2 separate regions of the Homo sapiens genome follow, and region 1 is linked to region 2. A link is an interaction called in ENCODE POLR2A ChIA-PET data of the cell type or tissue named here. Cell type or tissue: IMR-90. All regions are shown on one strand. Each heading gives the region's core, and the rest is flanking DNA. Links, peaks and the distances in the headings are about the cores only.

Region 1 (2,929 bases), core at 181-2,680, 590 kb after region 2:
ATCCTCCTAGTTAATTGCATTTATTATTTTTTTTAAATTTATCATAAGCTTCTCTATACTTAATAGTCACCTTGTGTCCTAGAAAAATTAATGTTTATTTTGCTTCTCAAGGAAACAATTAAGGTACTAGAAGAAAATAATCCCCAAATATTCTTCGGAGGCTTAAAAGATCTTTACAGTGTTCTCTCCTGAATACAAAACAGCATCCATATCCCTTCAAGTACATTCCACAGTCTCTTCTCCAATTAGTTTTTCTTCAATCCGGCTGTGTGGTTTTGTGGAATGTTAGTAAAATACCCTATTTCTAAGCGTGTGTGACTCAGTGCGCCTGAAGTGGTGAATGTAGTCCTATGAGAAACACGTGGCTTCTTCTCTGGCACTCTCCTGATTAACCCCTAATATATCCATGTCTCCCCACTTCATAAAATAACAGCATTACCTTACATTCGTACAGTTACCTTACCAAGCATTATTATATCCCTGTCTCATTAAAGCCAAAAACAATTTGAGGTAAAGGTATTATTACTTTCATTGTTACATGACTAAATTGAAATGTAAGGAGGTGTTTAACTTCCCTTAGGTAAAGTAGGCAACTAGTGAATAGCCACACAGGTGCTGGAGGCCTGTGTCCTCATTTGATTTTCCATAGGACCAAGTAACTTGGCTTTGGTATGGGGACATTTTGGGCGGGGCTGTGCCTTTCTTTCTACACCCACATTTATTTGACATTTTCCTTTTTGCAAAGGCAATTAAATAAATGCAAAAGAAATCAAAGTCAACTCCATATTCAAATTATACTTGTGTATTTTAATCAGTTTAAGAAAACATGCAGCCAGTTTGTAAATAAGGAATATCAATCAGATCTTTATAGAGTCATGCTAGTAGAAAATATAGAATTTGTATAAACTATTTGAAGATGTGAGAAGGCATCTCATCACAAACTCACAGCTGACACTATGTCATTTAACTCATTTTCTCCATGTTAGTGTGTCAAATTGTCAGAAATATATCGATGCCTGTAACTTCAATAAGCATAAGACATTGCATAATAATTTGTTAGCAGGGGACAGGAAAGCAAGCAAGCAAGCAAAATGGTATGTGAAAGTTGCCACTTTAATATATGTTTCCAAAATTATCTAGATTTCAATTGTATATTAAACAAAGTGTTGCTTAACAATAAGATGGATACATCTTAAAAATCCCATATACACAAACGTAAAGTATTACTTAACATAAACAAATATATAAATGGTAAGAGTATTAGGCACCCTCAACCAAGACTCTAAAATTACCCATAGAGAATCTTTACCTTCTTCTCTCCTGTGGTATCAAGATTTTCTGAACCATTTGTATTGATCTCCTCCATAAGTGACTGTCCATGTGCAATATTAAGGCACTCATTGTCAAATCTCGAAATAAGAGTCTTGAGAAGCACAGCCCCTAAAGACATATCTCAATGTACTTTTCCAATAAAAAAATGTGTTGAGTATTTCAGCCCCATGAAGAAACATAAATGTATATCATTGTGTTCTCTACCATATTCATATAATACTATGCCTTTTTTTTTTTTTTAAGACAGAATCTTGCTGTTTTGCCCAGGCTGGAGTGAAGTGGCGTGATCTTGGCTCACTGCAACCTCCGCCTCCCGGGTTCAAGTGACTCTCCTGCCTCAGCCTCCCAAATAGCTGGGATTACTGGCACCTGCCACCATGCCTGGCTAATTTTTGTATTTTTAGTAGAGATGGGGTTTTGCCATATTGGCCATGCTGGTCTCGAACTCCTGACCTCAGGTGATCCACCTCCCTCAGCCTCCCAAAGTGCTAGGATTACAGGCGTGAGCCACTGCACCCGGCCAATACTATGCCATTTCAACTGAAAAAGTGGTAGATACGGTTGAAAAGAAACAAGTGAAAGACAAAAGTGGAAGAGTTAGAAAGCAGATGGTATCATCAGCCTCACCAGTGGTGTTAAACATGATGTTTCCTTTATTAAACAATGTAGATGGTTTCCTGTCCCTTCTTCACTTTCAAGGAGCCTACTGCATCAGCTAGTTAGCGTTGGCTGTCTTGATTGGGTATATCTATTATAATTAAATGTTAAATAGAGACATCTAATTGTATCCTCCTAGTTAATTGCATTTATTATTATTTTAAAAATTTATCATAAGCTTCTCTATACTTAATAGTCACCTTGTGCCCTGAAAAAATAATGTTTATTTTGCTTCTCAAAGAAGCAAATTATATTATTATTATCTGCATTATAATATTAACTGTTATTTTACCTGCTTATAATTTAGTAAATTATAAGCAACTAAATTATACGCAAGTAAAATAAGTTAATATTATAATGCAGATAAAAGTCCAAGTATCACAAAGATGATACTAGAAAGCAGACAATGGAAATTAGAATGAAGAGCAGTAGAGCTGTCATTCACTCATGACTAAATTTGTCCATGTTATCTGGTAATGTCTGTGTAGTGTGATGGCCAGTAGATACTGTTTGTGCCCAGCCCAGTTTCCTTTCCCAGGCTAGTGAAGTCTTGGGAGTACTGTAGCTGCTGTGAGCCTTGTCTGCTCATGGTTCACAGCTTCACTTTTGTAGGTGAATTCACTCAGCTGACTAGAGGCTCAGAGACTCCTGTGGAGTTGTGCAGATCCCTTGGGGATAGAACATAGTCAGTGACCTAACTGAGGGAACAAATTTATGGGTACTTTCCCTTCACAATTCCCTGTGAGATCAGGTTGAAATAGATTTTATTTAGTTGCTTCCCCTACCCTGTTGTTCTTCATTTGCTTCCTTACAGGTTTCTCCTAAGAGCACTCCCTCAGTCAAACATTCCTTGCACAAGAATCTGTCTCAGGCTCTGCTTCTAGGGAACTTGTCTTATGACAGTGGCCTGTGACAGCCCTTGTTACATACAATAGGACCA
Region 2 (2,929 bases), core at 208-2,707:
TTTGTAAAAGTTTCAATTATTATGGGTGGATAATTAAGTTACTTCCAGCAGCATTCCAGGCCCATAAAGAAGGCAGAGACACATTGCCTCTTTGGCCAGATTTTCAATTGCCCTATTTTCTCTTTTTCGAATTTTCTACCACAAAATTTATTATAAAATCTTATACTCCAGGAGTTGAAATTCTATGTTGCTGAAATTTACACATAAGAAAATAAATAGATAGGAGAATTTTGAGTCAGGGAATAACATGGTTGGGAAAGAATCGTTAATTCAAACCCCCTTCTCCCATCCTCTCCATCTATCTTAGAAGTTATGTTCTCAGTGCAAGGAAAGATATTGCTCACAAATAAGCTAAGTAACCTAAAAAGCAATGTGGGATTTTACATATTTCGTCAAATATTTTAGACTGTTATGTCATCCAACTCTTTGGCCAACATTTTCTCTACTTTTTGACAGCCCATCTCCTACAGAGAACCTAGAAGCCAGTGTTCCCATCTGTCCTTGCAGTTAGTGGTGAGGGTTGGGGGCGCACAAGCATGGGGCCTAAATACCACCTGTCAAATGCAAGCATATCAGGCTTAAATTTGGAGCCAGGGACAATGGCACCGTGGGATCTACTTTGATGAGGACAGTGGTGGATGTGCCCAGTTTATGGAGGTGCCCGTGGCTGAGGCTGTGGCAGTCTTGTCCAGGGCACATCCTGAGAAGTACCAGTCTATGGTGGCATTGCCCAACAATGGCTGCAGGTCTGTCTTTGCTGGCAGTTAATCAATGGTTAAGTTAGAACTTTGTTCTTGACTGTGCAGTCTCTAAGCCTGGCTCTCTGGCCCCCGAGCAGATTCAGAGGGCTCCCTAACATCTTTTTAAGATTACTTTCTGCTTAACTAACCAGAATTGATTTCATTTGTTGGCAGCTAGGAACCCTGACATATACACGCAGACCAGAGTGTTGGATTTGAGGGTTTCTTGAGAAAAAAAAAAAAAAAAAAGATCTTTCCATATAGTCACTTATAATTCTGACCTCAATGAAGGCTATGGTTCCAGGACATTAGTGGATAAAGCAGAAAGTTCCACAACCTCAGAAGAGTCCCCAAAGTGGCTTTGGCAAATAATTTTGGAAACATCAAAAATTTAAGAAAAGGCCAACAACATTTTCTCCCTTCTATATGTGAAATGATTTGTTATCAGAGATCATTAGGATGGAAAAAGAGAAGTCTGGGCCCTTTTAACTTACTTAGAATCATATGTATAGAAAAAGCACAAAGGAAAAAAAAGCAAATTTAAATTTTAGTGTTCCTATGTATTAATTAAATAATTTGTAGTGTGTTTAGGGTTAAAATTATGAAGAAAAATAATATGTGGTGAGATACATGATGACAATGATTGAAAACGTATTGTATTTATTTTGCATGTTTTTATAAATAGCTAGGATATAGTCATGTGTTTATAATTCTCCAGTCTAGTACAGTGCTGGCAAGAAGGCAGTCTCTAAATATTGTGCATATGTACTGATATATTCAATCTTTGTACAAATGCATATTTAATTTACATGACATAAATATCAGGTTGCAAAGTGAATCCATATACATAACACTGTCTGTGTTTATGCTGAAGCTTCACCAGTCACATGGTGTTCAGTTTGGTAAGGAGTCCTAATGTTCAGCCTGGACTGGAATGTATACAAACACAGCTGCCAAAGTGGAGACTTGTGTTTCCATGTGCTGGCACAATGGGTTGCCAAATACCTTTGCTTAATCTTTGTTTAGTTCTCTTCTTTGATGTTGTAGCAGTGCAATTTTTCTACTTTATTTGGAATGGAATTATTTGTGACGTGAAAACATAGTGGACACAATCCTAACCTAAATTGAACCCCTCAAAGGCATTCTGTTGTTTTGTGAAGTCTTGCATATGACACAGGAGATAATCAGTTAGTATATACTAATTGTTTGCAAGTCAGCAAATCTTACTCTTCAGATAACTGGATATTTTGATGCAAAAACTTAGTGAGATCTATTGAAGCCTGATGATCTTTTTCCTTTGAAGTAAAAAAACTGTAATGAATTCAATCAAAATTCAGTTCTCCTAAACATGACATGGATAACAGCCTACATATATATCCTAAAGAGCTAGAGTATTGCAAATTTTTTTAACCTGTAGACATGTGCTAGATTTAAAACTCCTTGTACATGGGCAAGTGTGCAAGTCTTTTTAAAGAAACATGGTTTACCGATAGAAGCCATTTAGTTTTGAGAGATTGCTTTTGCTTTTCTTCCCCCCAGTTCAGTGATTTTTGGTGTATTCACAGAATTGTGTAAGTATCATCAAAATCAGTCTTAGAATATTTTTAGTACACTAAAAAGGAAGTTCACACCCATTAGCAGTCACTTCCCATTTTTTCTTAACTCTACTCCTTCCCAGCCCTAGGCAACCATTAATAGATTTTCTGTCTCTATGGATTTGCCTATACCAGACGTCCATATATATGTGTATATATGGAATCATACAATATTTATATGGAGTCATACATACATATGATATAGAATCATACAACATTTGATCCTTTGTGACTTCCTTTCACTTAGCATAATGTTTCCAAGCATCATCCATGTTATAGCATGCATCAGTATTTCACTTCTTTTTATTGCCAAATAATATTACTTTGTATGGATACACTACATTTTGTTTATTCATTCCTCAGCTGATGAACATTTGGATTGTTTCCACTTTTGGGCTATTACGAATAATGGTGCTATGAACTTTCATATACAAACTTTTGTGTGGACATATGTGATATGGTTTGGCTCTACGTCCCCACCCAAATCACATGTGCAATTGTAATCCTCAATGTTGGAAGTGGGGCCTGGGGGGGAGGTGGTTGATTCACGGGGGTGGAGTTCTCATGAATAGTGTAGCACCATCCCCTCCGTGC

Evidence for each region. ChIA-PET counts read pairs that join two places held together with the same protein. Peaks named below come from ENCODE experiments on the same cell type or tissue, not always from the same donor. Only the 100,000 strongest peaks of a DNase experiment are listed, where the experiment ranks them.
Region 1: POLR2A ChIA-PET joins it to region 2 with 5 read pairs; 3 of 35 experiments call an interaction of 5 or more read pairs at or near these places.

What each region holds. Positions count from the first base shown.
Region 1 is chr7:13,257,562-13,260,490 of GRCh38, forward strand. No RefSeq gene overlaps it. Among named protein-coding and RNA genes, the nearest start is that of ARL4A, 570 kb to the left of the region's middle. In IMR-90, for the core only: no CTCF peak of the experiment used is centred there; no DNase peak of the experiment used is centred there.
Region 2 is chr7:12,668,579-12,671,507 of GRCh38, forward strand. No RefSeq gene overlaps it. Among named protein-coding and RNA genes, the nearest start is that of ARL4A, 18 kb to the right of the region's middle. In IMR-90, for the core only: no CTCF peak of the experiment used is centred there; a DNase peak (open chromatin) is centred at 1,663; H3K27ac peaks cover 601 bases.